Regions from separate parts of the Homo sapiens genome. Here region 1 is linked to region 2. Evidence: read pairs that join two places in POLR2A ChIA-PET (ENCODE). Cell type or tissue: OCI-LY7. All regions are shown on one strand.

Evidence for each region. ChIA-PET counts read pairs that join two places held together with the same protein. Peaks named below come from ENCODE experiments on the same cell type or tissue, not always from the same donor. Only the 100,000 strongest peaks of a DNase experiment are listed, where the experiment ranks them.
Region 1: POLR2A ChIA-PET joins it to region 2 with 6 read pairs; 4 of 35 experiments call an interaction of 5 or more read pairs at or near these places.

The regions. Positions count from the first base shown.
Region 1 is chr7:105,068,105-105,076,104 of GRCh38, reverse strand. It overlaps KMT2E (lysine methyltransferase 2E (inactive)), which reads right to left. Exons shown (of 27, transcript NM_182931.3): 7 at 2,428-2,486; 8 at 1,290-1,462; 9 at 24-62. Among named protein-coding and RNA genes, the nearest start is that of KMT2E, 58 kb to the right of the region's middle. In OCI-LY7, no CTCF peak of the experiment used is centred here; no DNase peak of the experiment used is centred here.
Region 2 is chr7:104,957,191-104,965,190 of GRCh38, reverse strand. It overlaps LOC101927902 (a long non-coding RNA gene), which reads right to left. Exons shown (of 2, transcript NR_187679.1): 2 at 2,857-3,207. Among named protein-coding and RNA genes, the nearest start is that of LINC01004, 30 kb to the left of the region's middle. RefSeq lists an enhancer at 3,768-3,837. In OCI-LY7, no CTCF peak of the experiment used is centred here; DNase peaks (open chromatin) are centred at 1,120 and 3,960; H3K27ac peaks cover 529 bases.

The sequences.
Region 1 (8,000 bases), 110 kb before region 2:
CACCTTAAAATTAATGTATTTACCTTAACTCTTGATGACTTCCTAGATCCTTCACGAAATGCCTAAAATAAACATGGAATTCTAGTTAGTTTCCTAAAAAACTGGACATAATTAATATTTAAGAATTAATTGGTTCATTGAAACTTTTAACTGAAGTGTCATAACAAAAAATTTGGTAACCAAGAAAGCTGACACTAGGAGAATGTTTAATAAAGGCATCTATTAAAATACTTTTCTAATAAAAACAGAATGTGGTTGAGAGTGGTGGCGGGCACCTGTCGTCCCAGCTACTCAGGAGACTGAGGCAGGAGGATCAACTGGAGCCCAGGAGTTGGAGGCCATAGTGCACCATGCCAGTCTATGAATACCCACTGCACTCCAGCCTGGGCAACATAGCAAGATCCTGTCTTTAAAAAAAAAAAAGTATATAGACTATATAGAATATAAAAATCTGTATATAATATAATACAAAGACAAAAATTTCCAAATATTCTCTGTGTTCAATATTACAACAGTGGAAAAATATTTCTGATAAAAATTGGGAGGGTGTTAGACATATAATTTTGTTGAAGTGATAAGACATGTTTTGGGAGGGAGTAAAATAATGATATTACTTTAATTCTCTAAGCAACTAGCAAGTAATATTTGAGCCCATAATGGGCCTTAAGTAATATGCACTGTGGTAAACAGAGCTGTATTTACTCAATAAACATGTATCGAGAGCCCACTCATCTGCCAGATCTGAAGGATGTATTTAAGACTTAATTCCTATCCCCCTCAACCCCCTAAAAAGTGTGAACTCCATTTAGAGTGACTAACAAATACAAACCTACAGCTAGCAATATAGATCCAAATAAATAAATTTGTGTGTAGACAATACGTTACAAGAGAGCAAGGTTTAAAAAAAAAAAAAAAAGGAGGCAAAGAACCGTTATGTAAAACATGGGGAAGAAAAGCTAAGTGGATTATGTCAGACAGACAAGTGAAAGGAATACAATCCTGGTAGTACAGAAAACTATGAAGGCTTTCTATTTTATTTTTGCTTCTGCATTATAGTGACTAATCTCATTAAATGATTTCAAAGCAGTTTGCAAAGTTTCTTCTCTAATCTGCTTCAATCTTTAAAACACGTTAAAATGTTCAAGTAAGTTTAATTGTTTAAAAATAAAAAACTTCTGCTAGATCCTTTTTAGCTATCATCGATTATTCTCACTCTCCTGCCTCTCCTATAAAATTCAGTTCCCTATCCGCTATCCTATCCACTCACCTAAAAACAAGCAAAAACGTACCTTTTTACATTTTGAAATGTGTTGTTCTTTCTCCCCGCTTTTTTTCCTTCTTTTATCATTAACTTTGGAAACTCTTGAAGCAGTTAAAGTAATTGATGTTGGAGTATGCTGAAATGCAGTATATAATTCCACAGGAACCTCATCACCACTCTCAGTTGCACTGGTATCACCATCTTCAGACAAAATAAAAATTATTGCACATTTAATACTTCTATTTTAAACAATGAAATAAAACAGCATTCCATATGACAAAGTATTGTCGTCTCCATCTTTCTAAATAAGCACATTTTTTAACTTGTTCACTCACCTCACTTACACATTTACATGCAAAGCACAAATATGATTTCTCACACATTAAACTAGAAAGGATCCAAAAGCCTGATAACACACTCTGGTGGTGTGCCTGTGGGAAACAGCACTCTCATACACTACGAGTGGAAATTTGAAATTCCCTACAAAGGACAATTCAGCCATATCTAGCAAAATTATATATGTACATACCTTCTGACCCAGCCATCTCATTATTAGAGATCTAGCCAAAGATAAAACAGCAAAAGTACAAAAAGACTTATGCAAGAGGGTCTTGCTGAGGATACTGTTTTTAATAACAAAAATAAAACAAAGCAGAAATAATGAAAACAATCCAAATCTCCATCAAAGAGGAATAGTTGAATAAATTATGATTATTTAAAACCAGGAGTACTGGTATCAACATGATTAAGATAAAATAAAAATTGTGGCATATGTTACACAGAAGTTAGAAAATTCTGTTCCTATAAATAAAAGATGTACTATTCTACATGATAAACTAATGGATCATATCTTTCTGAAGAACAAACATATTTTACTTTTTTAAACCAACAGGTTAGCTATGTGTAGGAAAATTATGGCTGATTTAAATTATTTATTTTCCTCTCATTTCCATTTTATTTCCCAAAGTACATATTTATTCTATAATACGTGAAAAAAAAAATACTTGAAATCTATACCAGAGATTGCATACTCTCTGTACAATCAACATTCATCAACAAGGTATTTACATTTAACTAAAAATATTTACATTTAACTAAAAGTTGAGAGAACCGTTTATTCTCTCAATCACACGAATTTTAATTTAGTGTAGGTCCTTTTTACCTACCTGACATATTTTCCCTTTTCCGGCGTTGTAGTAGCACTGCCCTCTCTTTATCCAAATTCCTACATTAAAAAATTAGCATAATTATTTATCAAATACATGAAGCAGATCTGTCTTAAATGTGATAAACTTTTTAATTTATTTAATGTTCTCAGTGAAAAACCAACAGTATAAAATATATACAAAATCCCTTGCAATACAGTTTACATACAATCTAATAGTAGCAGTAGATGCCAGATAGATGACTCCATTTCACTCTGATTTTTTTTTTTTTTTTTTTTCCCCAGACAGGGTCTCACCCTATCACCCAGGCTGGAGTGCAGTGATGCAATCACAGTTTGCTGCAGCCTCAACCTTCCAGGTTCAAGGGATCCTCCTGCCTCAGCCTCCTGAGTAGCTGAGACTACAGGCCTGCACCATCATGCCGGGCTAATTTTTTAATTTTTTGTAGAGATGGGTTACCCAGGCTGGTCTTGAACTCCTGGATCAAGTGATCCTCCCACCCCTGCCTCCCAAAGAGCTGGGATCACAGATGTGAGCCACAGTGAATGGCCAAGAAAATAATTTACTTAGGAAACCAGTATTTTTTTCAAACAGAATATTTAAAGCAAAAAGTCTGAAAAAAAAAAACCCATAATGTTAACATGTAATTAAAATCATAAATTAAATTTCTTAAAGCAAATGTATGACACTGAATTGAATCTATTCCATTATTACCATTGCCTTTAATTATTTTCACTTTTGAAATAAATACTGCTTTTTTTTTGAGATGGAGTTTCGCTCTTATTGCCCAGGCTGGAGTGCAATGGCGCAATCTTGGCTCACTGCAACCTCTGCCTCCTGGGTTCAAGCGATTCCCTGCCTCAGCCTCCCAAGTAGCTGGGGTTCCGGGCATGTGCTACCACACCTGGCTAATTTTGTATTTATAGTAGAGACGGGGTTTCTCCATGTTGGTCAGGCTGGTCTCAAACTCCTGGCCTAAGGTGATCTGCCCACCTCGGCCTCCCAAAGTGCTGGGATTATAGGCATGAGCATTTAACAGTTAAGTGAAATACTTCATTACCCACTCCCTACCTCTACCCATGAACTACATCATCCATAGTAATTCTTTTACATTCCCCCCCAACTTTTTCACTGTATATAGTTTAGAGGTCAGATAACATATTATTCTCAGGTGGGAAAATAAGAGCTCTAGATTATTAGAATTTCTACAGACTTGCCTTAATGTCTACCAGGAAATATATTTATTCTAGCATCACAGATAATTATCCTAGCTATCACAGAATAATAAACATATCTCTCTCAACTAACTGCCCTCCTAATGGTAAGTTTTTTTGTTTTTTGTTTTGTTTTTTGAGACGGAGTCTCGCTCTGTTGCCCAGGCTGCCAAGCTGGAGTTCCGTGGTGCGACCTTGGCTCACTGCAAGCTCCAACTCCCAGGTTCATGCCATTCTGCCGCCTAAGCCTCCCAAGTAGCTGGGACGACAGGCGCCCGCCACCACACCTGGCTAACTCTTGTTTTTGTATTTTTAGTAGAGACAGGGTTTCACCATGTTAGCCAGGATGGTCTCAATCTTCTGACCTCATGATCCACCCGCCTGGGCCTCCCCCAAAGTGCTGGGATTACAGGTGTGAGCCACCGCGCCCGGCCTCCTAATGGTAACTTTTTAACCAACTTTTACTGAATTCATCATCAGATATTTACCCCATCAAAAATTATCTGGCAAAAGACTACTATCAAAGGGAAACAAAACCACATAGAGACACCTCACTCAAAGTAAGAGAAATGCACACCATAACTATGCTGAGATTACCATTTCTCACCTAATTAAACTGGCAAAAATGCAAGTCTGTCAAACACTCTGTTGTGAGGCTTGGGAAAGTGGGCATGCTTATCCATTACTGTTTGGAATTCAAAACTGCAGGCCGGGCGTGGTGGCCCACGCCTGTAATCTCAGCACTCTGGGAGGCCGAGGCAGGCAGATCACGAGGTCAGGAGATTGAGACCATCCTGGCCAAGATGGTGAAACCCTGTTCTCTACTTAAAAAAAAAAAAAAAAAAAAAAAAAAAATATATATATATATATATATATATATACACACACACATACATACATACATACATACACACACACATACACACACAAATTAGCAGGGTGTGGTGGCTCATGCCTGTGGTCCAGCTACTCGGCAGGCTGAGGCATGACAATGGCTTGAACCCAGGAGGCGGAGGTTGCAGTGAGCCGAGATCGTACCACTGCACTGCAGCCTGGTGACACAGCAACACTCCATTTCAAAAAAAACAAAAACAAAAAACAACAACAAAAAAACAGCACAGCTCCTGCTGGAAGGAAATTTGACAATCTAACAAAATTTTATATATACATTTATCACTATACTGAACAATCTCACTTCTATCTATAATAACAAAAGAACCAAAACAACTCTAGTGTCCATACAAAGGCAACTAGTTGAATAGAGTACAAAAAAAGATACAGTACATTGAAGCTCTATCAGTCAATGTCTACATACTACTGTGATCTTCAGCATATATTTTTAAGAGAAAAGAAATGTGAAGACTCTATAATATGCTACTGCTTACCTAAATAAGGAAGGAAATACAAATATATAGATACATATCTACATATAATAAGCAAGCAGGGATGAGTTAGACTTAACTTGCTTTATATATTTGTCTACCTTGCTTTACATATTTGACTTTAGAGTGACAGAATACTTTCCTTTATATATTTGACTTCAAGTCTAACTTGCTTTATATTTGAGTTTAGAATGATAGAATACTTCTTACATAATTATAAAGTATATAATTATAAAGGTAAATAAAATACAAAAAACAATTCTGTTTTTGAGACAGGGTCTCCCTCTGTTGCCCAGGCTGGAGTGCAGTGGCACAATCATAACTCACTGCAGCCTCAACCTCCCGGGCTCAAGCAATCCTCCTGCCTCAGCCCCCCAAAGAGCTGGGACCACAGACACATACCATCTTATCCAGCTAATCTTTGCTTTTTTTTTTTTTTTTTTTTTTTTGAGACACAGTCCCGCTCTCTCACACAGGCGGAGTGCAGCTGTGTGATCTCAGCTCACTGCAACCTCTGCCTCCCAGGTTCAAGCAATTCTCATGCCTCAGCCTCCTGAGTAGCTGGGATTACAAGCACCTGCCACCATGCCCGGCTAATTTTTGTATTTTTTTTGGTAGCAATGGTGCCTTGCCATGTTGCCTAGGCTGGTCTCAAACTCCTGACCTCAAGTGATCCACCCGCCTCAGCCTCCAAAAGTGCTAGGATTATAGCTGTGAGCCACTGCGCCCAACCAACAATTCTTAAAAAACAAAAATTACTGATTACTTCTACATTTCTGGTAGGAATATAAAATCGAATAGCCATTCCGGAAAATAGTCTGACAATATCATAAATATCTAAACATGCAACTACCATATAATCAAGCTGCTGTTCTCTTGGGCATTTAACCCAGAGAGGGGGAAAAACAACTTAGGTTCACACAAAAACCTGTAAACAAATGTTCACAGAAACTTTATTTGTAATAGCCAAAAAAGTAGAAACAACCCAAATGGTCTTCAATGGGTGAATAGGTTAAAGAAACTATGGTACATATATACCATGAAATACTATCAGCAATAAGAAACAAAATCATGATACATCCAACAAATTGGAGGGCTCTCTAGGGAATCACGCTGGATAAAAAAGTCAATGCCAAAAGGTCACATACTGGGTCAAATGAAGTCATAAATGTATGACTTCATTTATGGAACATTCTTGAAATGACAAAATTATAGAAATCGATTACAGAATAACAGTTGGCCAAGTTCAGGGGTAGAAGGTGGGTATGACTATAAAGGGTAGCATGACTCCTGGCAGTGACAGGAATGTTCTATAGAGTGACTGTGTTAATGCCAATATCCTAGTTGTGATATTGTATTAATAGTTATGCAAGATGTTAACACTGGGGCAAAACAGGTAAAAGATATCTAGGCTCACTCTACATTATTTCACAACTGCATGTGAATCTACAACTCAGAACATTTAATTTTTTAAAAATCAATAAAATTAATGACCTAAACAACATAAGTGTGTATCCAGTTGGTGTTATAAACACACAATTATTTCAAGAGACTTAAAACACAATATTGACCATAAAACCCTCGTACACTATGCCCTATGGGGGGAAAGTTCTAAACTGTTTTACACAATCATATTGTTGGTGCTAGTGTTGCTGGTGTTGTTACTCCAAGACTATTATATTCTTGTGTAGGATTAAACAGTTAACCAATTGTGAGATATTCTAATTACATTATTCTCTGTATTGTTGACAACTAGAATAAAAGGAGATAAACATGAAACAGCTACATAAAAACTTGTATTCCTAAATTTCAATTGCAATTATCGGTATAAACTCATGTATTTTATCTTAAAGAAACAGATGAAACATACTTCCTAGCTTTGTCTACTAAAAAGACTAGGAACAGTGACCAATCTAGTAGGAAAGGGCATGACTAGCTCTCCAATTCTGGTCTTGAAAGCCAACTCTGAATTTGGGGCACAGAAGTGCAGGATAAGCCTGAGACATCTTGTCACACCAGATATCTTCTTTGCCATGAAGTACCACTAGGGTGTTGTTTAAAGGACTTGATAACCAGCTTGAAGAGGTTCCTACTGACCAGAAATGGAATGAAATTTAAGCATCAATAAGGGTAATAACTGCAAGAGACTGACATCCACTATGGTTTAAATCCATGAGGTCACAATGATACTTAATTTTTCATTATTCTGAAAACCAGTAAATAAAGGCTAAGATTCAACAAGCATTTATCCAGCCTTTCCTCAATGAAATATATCTTAAGAGAACCGAATAGTTAACATAGAGACATGGCCGGGCAAGGTGGCTCTCGCCTGTAATCCCAACACTTTGGGAGGCCGAGGTGGGAAGATTGCTTGAGCCCAAGAGTTCTAGACCAGCCTGGACAACATGGTGAAACCCTGTGCCTACAAAAAAAAAAAAAAAACAAAAAAAAAAAAAACCACAACTAGTCAGGCATGGTGGCGATGCCTGTAGTCCCAGCTACTTGGCAAGCTGAGGTGGAAGGATGGGAGAATCACCTGAACCCAGGAGGCTGAGGCTGCAGTGAGCTGTGGTCACACGTAGCCTGTTCGACAATGTGAGATCCTGTCTTAAAAAAAAAAAAGAGAAGTTTGTTCCAATAAAAATATTCCAGCTGATAAGTAATGAACAACAGAATTAACATATCACTAATTTGCAACCCCTAATAAATTAGTGGATCTAAGGACTATCACTGGCTTCCATCATAAGACAACCAGAAATCATGTGCCACCTGATAAGACAAAACAGTCTAACTATGAAAATAGTCTTATTAAAAAAAAAAAGAAATTGAACCTAAATCTGATCAAGCCTATAGACATAAACACCTTCTTACAGAAATAGAACAGGGAAACTTGTGAAATCATGGGAATACAACTGGCAAAACTCATCAGGACAAACAGCTGAGTTCCCTAAACATGCACACTGTAATGGTAACCAGG
Region 2 (8,000 bases):
CTGAGCTCATGATCTGCCCTTCTCGGCCTCCCAAAGCACTGGGATTACAGGCATGAGCCACCATGCCTGGCCTGGAAGAATGTGCTTTATTTCCATTTTACAGGTAAGGAAACTGAGCCCTAGAGAGGTTAAGTAACTTGCCCAAGATTACACAGCTACTAAGAGGCAGAACAAGGTTCTGGAGGAAGCTGTTTACCTCCAGGGTCTACAAATCCTAACTTCTACATGAGTCTGGCTTACATGGCAAATGGGGAATGGAAGTTTTCGAAGATGCCCAGAAAGACACAGAGATCTGAAACTTTGTCTAGGAAGAAGAGTGAGGACCAGTTATCACAGGCATCCATATTCCTAGGTTCACAGCTTATCTACCCACTGACAGGGGGCCATGTATGAACTCGATGGCCTACAGTAAGCTTTTCAGGGCTTGTCATTTTGCTCTAGGAAACTGCTATCCAGCCCCATGTGGTTCCTGGATCACTCCGAAGTGCTTTAGAGTCACTTTAATCCTTGAGTTTAAAGTTTAAAGCAGATAACGTATACAGAAACATAGAAAAGGAACCAAAGAAAACTAACAAAATAAAGTTTGGTAATTTTCAAATCTTGCTACATAATTCCTTGCTTGGGAAGAAATGCTCAAAAATCAACAAAAGGAGGACAAAAACAGGATGTTAAAAAGCATTTTTATGTTTTAAGAAATTTACTGCCAGACTAAGAGTATTTCTGCCAAAACTAACATGCTTCTTTCCTACAACCTACACAATCTGGGGTTTGCTGAGAATTTGGTTGGATTTTGAGGGTGAGACCATAATTTCCCACCATGTTCATTTTCAAAAAGAATGTCCCACACATGAAAACACACACACGCACACACACACACACAAACACACACACACACACACAAATGCTCCAGTGGAAGTAGTGGTCCTGCAGTTCCTACTATGAGTAAAGTATCCCACAAAGATTTGGCCCAGAGATTGGCATCTGACATGGAGTCTCTTTTAGTGCACTCATTGCAAATCTCCATCTGAAGGTCTGTAAGGAACATGGCTGTGCTGCAGCCAAGCAGGCATAGAGCAGCAGGCATAGGTCAAGGTAAACAGCCTAAATGACTCAGCAGTATTGGGGCGCAAGTGCAGTCTCGTGTCTTATACAATCATAGCCATGTAGACATAACATAGAGAAGCTCACCACCTGGCTCTCAGCCACTATTGTCTGTGTAGTGTATAAATGTAACACTGACCCTGTAAAGGGGCTGCTGAATAAAGCCATGTCTCACTTACATGCTGTCTCTCAGGTGTTCTTCCAGCTCCCTGCCCTGTGTCCACCCACTCCCCTCAGCCCTCAGCTGGGGCCAGAACCTGACCCCAAGCATGACAAGGTTTTTGTCCTGTGGGCTGGGGATGCAAAAGGACACAAGATCATGAACATGTGGGAAGGACCTGGGACTGGGAGCTAAACAAACTGGACTCAAATTCTGGATTCACCAATTCCTAGCAGTGTGATCTCTCTGAGCATCTGTTTCCTCATCTGTGAAATGAGAAGCAAAATACCATCCTTCAGGATTGTCAATGAGGCATTGTATGTATATCACTCAGCACAGCCTGAAAGTAGTAGCTTAAGCCCCTCTACTTGGGAGAACACTGGATTAGGTCCACGTGACTGACAGCTAGGAACACAGAGTGAGAAAAATCAAGACTGAGGGGTGAGCCAAGGGATAACAGAAGAGACCGAAGCATCATGAGGAAAGAGAAGAGGAGACAGAGGAAAGCAGGGAGGAAGGACTTGCTCCTTTTTGTCCTCTAAGATAGATTTGGCAAAGACAAAAGACTCAAGAGGAAAATGAGACATTATTTTGCACCATCCAGGGGCAAGATTTTGCAAGTACTCAAGCTTCTCTCTTCCAGATATTAAAGGCATAGCAAAGGGGTTATATTATTACTACTGAATGCTAGAATACTATTTTTAAAACATTGATTTTGATTTTTTTCTTCTAGATTTTTTTTCTTCTATTCCATCTCCCCATTTGAACAGACAAACCATTCTTTGCTCCTATCTAAGAGATGGGTCTTACAAGCAGAAAGCAAAGTTTTTCAGTTTCAAAAGCCTGGGCCGGTGGTTCTCAAAGTATGGTCTCCAGACCACATCAGCATCACCTGGATACTCGTTAGAAAGGGAAATTCTTGGGCCCTACCCCAGACCTACTGAATCAGCACCTCTGGGGGTTGGGCTCCACGTTCTGTGTTTTAACAGGCCCTCCAGGTGACTCAGATGTAGGCTGCAGATTGAAAACCACTGGTCTAGATCCTTAGTGAACTGGAGAGAACAAACTGGTAAAAGATTTAGGAGAAAACATCAGGAATAACAGCAAAGCTCCTTACCTAAGTTAGAAAAATATTCTCTAGGCTGAGGGAGGAGGGGAGATAGAAGGGAAGTGATAAGACAGAGAGGTGGTGGGGACAGGAGGAGAGGGCTAGAAGTGAGTGCCAGCCTACATTTTAGTAAGCCCCTTTGCCTATGCCAGACCATTGGGTTAGTTGCCTTCTGGTAGGTGTCTAGTGAGGACTTATGCCTGACAGCAAGCAACAACCAGGACATTGTTTATTGGCTAACAGTCAGAGCAAAATGTTGGGTTTGTGTCCTCCCTATTCCATATGGACAGTCCTTCCTTACAACATCCTGGAATGCTCATTAACTCTTGAGAAGGAAGGTGAGGCCCTGGACCCCTAGTGACCTGATGGTTAGGGAAGGGAGAATAAGCCCTGCACTTGATTTTGGTGGGGATGAACAGAACCAACACAAGATTACCCCTGAGCCAGGGCAAGATAACACTCACCCCAATTATAATGACTACTTGTGTTGGAAATTGGCACTCAGCATTTATTCCAGTCTCCTCCTGGGTTGCCTTTCTGTAACAGTTGAAAGCTTAGAGAGGCTAGAAAGTTTAACTCTGCATTTCCCAGACTCCCTTCAAGTTGTGGATGTGCAGCTCACCATTGCGTTGCAGAAGGCAGAAGGAAGGCAGAGGCTCTTGGCCATCTTTTCTTGGCTTGCTTGGTCAAGCTTCATGTTGGTGGCAGCAGTGGTGGCTCTTCATTCCAACTTCCACATTTCTGGAGCGCAGCAACTTCGGCGTGTTCATGAGCTCAACAGCTCCAGTGACAGCCTCCTGACCCCTCAGCCTGCTAATCTGGGCTGAGGTTGTAGCTTCTGGAGGGAGGGAAATGAGGGTCAGTTCTGTGGCATTCAGGTAGACATTCCAGAAGGCCCCAGCCTACATGCTTATTCCTTCAGTACTTTCAACTATTTCATGAGCACCAACTTCCCTGTATTAATTCCTTCTTTGCTAAAAAACCCAGTCTGGAGCCGGGCGCGGTGGCTGACGCCTGTAATCCCTGCAATTTGGTAGGCTGAGGTGGGTGGATCACCTGAAGTTAGGAGTTCGAGACTAGACTGGCCAATATGGCAAAACCCCGTCTCTACTAAATATACAAAAAAAAATTAGCTGGGTGTGGTAGCGGGCGCCTGTAATCCCAGCTACTCAGGAGGCTGAGGCAGAAGAATGGCTTGAACCCAGGAGGCAGAAGTTACAGTGAGCCAAGATCGCGCCATTCCACTACAGCCTGGGTGACAGAGCAAGACTCCGTCTCAAAAAAAATAAATGAATAAAATAAAATGGTTCCTATTTCTTCCACTAAGGATATACTATTCAAAAAAAAAATCTGTCTTGAAATTTAACTGGAGTGACAGGATGGTTGCACAGAAATGCTTATGATTTCAGAAAATTGGGCCATATGCCAAGGAGCAATAGCAGTACATGCAGTCCATGTGTCAGAGGCTCAGAGGTGAGAGCGCTCACCACCCTGGCCTGGGTTAGGTTTTGGGGCAAGGCAGAACTTGAAGGAAATGTCTTCAAAGAGCAAGCAATGTGCTTTCTGGCTAGTTTTCCTGTTTCAGTTGACTTTGGCCTTGCCTTGCTCCCTGCTTCCTCTTTTCTGCCTCCATACCATCTCTTGTGCAACTCTGCTTACAGGGAACTCCCATCCCTGTCTCTTAAGAACCAAGCAAACCCCTTTTTCTTTTCCTCTTTTATCAGCCTGTCTCTTATTTCAGAATACACATTTCTGTATGCTTCAAAGTAGTTTACAGTTTTCAGTAAGCATGACCATGTTGGCGTTACTTATTTCAGAATGTGAGCCCCTGTTGACTGCCAAGCATTATCCCATGACCATGAGGACTCTCAACAATTGCTACATTATTTGTTAGGGGAGCTTCAAGGTCCAGCTTCCACTGTCTGAAGGAGCTTCAAGAAGCTGAATATGGCAATGTCTGCTGTCCCTACCCAAAAAGTATTTGATTAGCTCTGTCCACAAAGAGCAGAAATTTGAGATGACCCCTTCTGGGCCTGGAGAGCCAGCCTGAGACTAAACCTCCCTAGAAGAAGCTTTCTTTTTTTTTGAGACAGAGTCTTGTTCTGTCACCCAGGCTGGAGTGCAGTGGCATGATCTAGGCTCACTGCAAGCTCTGCTTCCCAGGTTCACACCATTCTCCTGCCTCAGCCTCCCAAGTAGCTGGGACTGCCGGCGCCCGCCACCATGCCCTGCTAATTTTTGTATTTTTAGTAGAGATGGGGTTTTGGCATGTTGGCCAGGTTGGTCTTGAACTCCTGACCTCAGGTGATCCGCCTGCCTCGGCCTCCGAAAGTGTTGGGATTACAGGCGTGAGCCACCGCGCCTGGCCGGAAGAAGCATTTTTAAATTTTCATTATTTTATTTATTTATTTTTGGTTTTTTTGAGATGGAGTCTCGCTCTGTCGCCCAGGCTGGAGTACAGTGGCACCATCTTGGCTCACTGCAAGCTCTGCCTCCCGGGTTCACGCCATTCTCCTGCCTCGGCCTCCCGAGTAGCTGGGACTACCGGCACCTGCCACCACACTCAGCTAATTTTTTTGTATTTTTAGTAGAGACGGGGTTTCACCATCTTAGCCAGGATGGTCTCAATCTCCTGACCTCATGATCCGCCTGCCTCGGCCTCCCAAAGTGCTGGAATTACAGGCGTGAGCCACCGTGCCCAGCCTGGAAGACGCATTTTTTACATCAAATCTCAGACAGGGCAGGAGGGAATTGCTCTGGATTATTATTATTATTATTATTATACTTTAAGTTCTGGGATACATGTGCAGAACGTGCAGGTTTGTTACATAGGTATACATGTGCCATGGTGGTTTGCTGCACCCATCAACCCGTCATCTAGGTTTTAAGCCCCGCATGCATTAGGTATTTCTCCTAATGCTATCCCTCCCCCTGCCCCCTACCCCCCAACAGGCCCTGGTGTATGATGTTCTCCTCCCTGTGTCCATGTGTTCTCATTGTTCAACTCCCACCCATGAGTGATAATATGCAGTATTAGGTTTTCTGTTCCTGTGTTAGTTTGCTGAGAATGATGTTTCTAGCTTCATCCATGTCCCTGCAAAGGACATGAACTCATTCTTTTTTATGGCTGCATAGTATTCCATGGTGTATATGTGCCAGATTTTCTGTATATGTGCCACATGTTCTTTACCCAATCTATCATTGATGGGGATTTGGGTTGGTTCCAAGTCTTTACTATTGTAAATAGTGCTGCAATAAACATACGTGTGCATTTGTCTTCTTTTTTTTGAGATGGAGTCTCGCCCTGTCACCCAGGCTGGAATGCAGTGGTGTGATCTCAGCTCACTGCAACCTCCGCCTCTCAGGTTCAAGCGATTCTCCTGCCCCAGCCTCCTAAGTAACTGGGATTACAGGCTCATGCCACTATGCCCAGCTAATTTTTGTATTTTTAGTAGAGATGAGGTTTCACTATGTTGAAACCTCATAGTTTCAGGCTGGTCTCAAACTCTTGACCTCGTGATCTGCCAGCCTCGGCCTCCCAAAGTGCTGGGATTACAGGCGTGAGCCACCGCACCCAGCCACATGTGTCTTTATAGTAGAATGATTTATAATCCTTTGGGTATATACCCAGTAATGGGATTGCTGGGTCAAATGGTATTTCTGGTTCTAGATCCTTGAGGAATCGCCACACGGTCTTTCACAATGGTTGAACTAATTTACACTCCCAACAGTGTAAAAGTGTTCCTATTTCTCCACATCCTCTCCAGCATCTGTTGTTTCCTGACTTTTTAATGATTGCCATTCTAACTGGCCTGAGATGGTATCTCATTATGGTTTTGATTTGCATTTCTCTAATGACCAGTGATGATGAGCTTTTTTTCATATGTGCTCTGGAATTTCAGCAAACCCACATTTCTCCAAAGATACACCGGCCATGAGCATACTTAGAAGTGGGAGTTCCCAGTACCCCTTATCTAGTTGAAGGCGTTGTGAGCGTTTCTCACAGGACTCTTTAATTGGCTGTCTTTACTAAGTCACTGCACTAAAGCCTCAGCTCCTACCCAGAAAGCTCCTGTCCCTGGATTACTGTCTCCTTTTGGTGAGGTCAGAGCTGCACTTACAATCTGTTCCAATGGCTAATCCTGGAGAAAGAAATACTGCTTATATTAGCAGGGCTCCCAGAGAAACAGAACCAAAAGGATGTGTGTGTATATACATATAAAAATATTTGTCTTAAGGAATTGGCTGATGTGATTGTGAAGGCTTGGCAAGTTTGAAATCTTACCAGGGAAGCCTCAGGAAAGCATTGCAGCTCAAGTTCAAAGGCAGTCTGCCAGTGAACCCTGAAGAACTGATGTTGCAGACAAAGTCCAAAGGCAGCCTGCTGCAGAAGTCCCTCTTCGGGTGTGGGTTGGGGAGTGGGTGGGTGTCAGCCTTTTGTTCTATTCAGGCCTTCAATCAATTGGATGGGGCCAGAATAATGTTTGACCAAGTATCTGGGCATTGTGGCCCAGCCAAATTGACAGATAAAATTTTATTTATTTTATTTTATTTTTGCCAAAGTTGTACTCTGTCGCCCAGGCTGGAGTGCAGTGTGGCATGATCTCGGCTCACTGCAACCCCCGCCTCCTGAGTTCAAGCGATTCTCCTGCCTCAGCCCCCTGAGTAGCTGGGACTACAGGCATGTGCCGCTATGCCCGGCTAATTTTTGTGTTTTTAGTAGAGACGGGATTTCATCATGTTGGCCAGGCTGTTCTCGAACTCCCGACCTCAAGTGATCCCCCCACCTCGGCCTCCCAAAGTACTGGGATTACAGGTGTAAGCCACTGTGCCCGGCCAATTTTATTGTATTGTATTGTATTTTTATTTTATTTTTTGAGATGGAGTCTCACTTTGTTGCCCAGGCTGGAGTGCAGTGGCACGATCTTGGCTCACTGCAACTTCTACCTCCCAGGCTCAAGCAATTCTTGTGCCTCAGCCTCCCTCAAGTTGACAGATAAAATTAATCATCACAGGGCCCTTGTTACTAAGTGACAGCGGGGAAATGTCTCATGTTCTGGTGCTCTTCAGCCTCACCCTGCCTCTGCCACAGTCACTTCAGTACAGGTTCCCCCTGAGTCTCTCTTCTCCCAACTCTAGGAACCTGATATGGCTTCCCTTGGGGGTCATGTATGAAATAGTAGGATGGAAAAGGGGCGCTGGGCTAGAAGTTAGCTAGAGAAATGCTGGCCTCAAAATCTGCTCTTCTTACTAATTTCCAGCCTGTATCTCTGGGCCAAGCCAGCCAGAGAACTCTTTTTTCCTTCAGGGTTACTTCCACAACAACTTTCCACCCCCAGCTCACGGAAGACATTTTCCCAGGCTTCACCAACATCTTATTCCTGGAGCCTAAGTTCAGCTAACTGCTGTCCTTCCAGCTGGTCAGCCCCAGCAGCCTCTAGCACATGTCCAAAGCCTCCTGAATCCACATATGTGGTTGAGTCGAGCCACAGTGACATTAGTCATATTTTTTGTTGATTGAAAACAAGGGTAAGCTGTAACCAAGGCCTCACTGTGGTTTTCGACTTAACTGTTGCTCACTAACTATAACAAGAAGGCTTTAAAAAGGACCAAAATAGAAACTGTGTATAT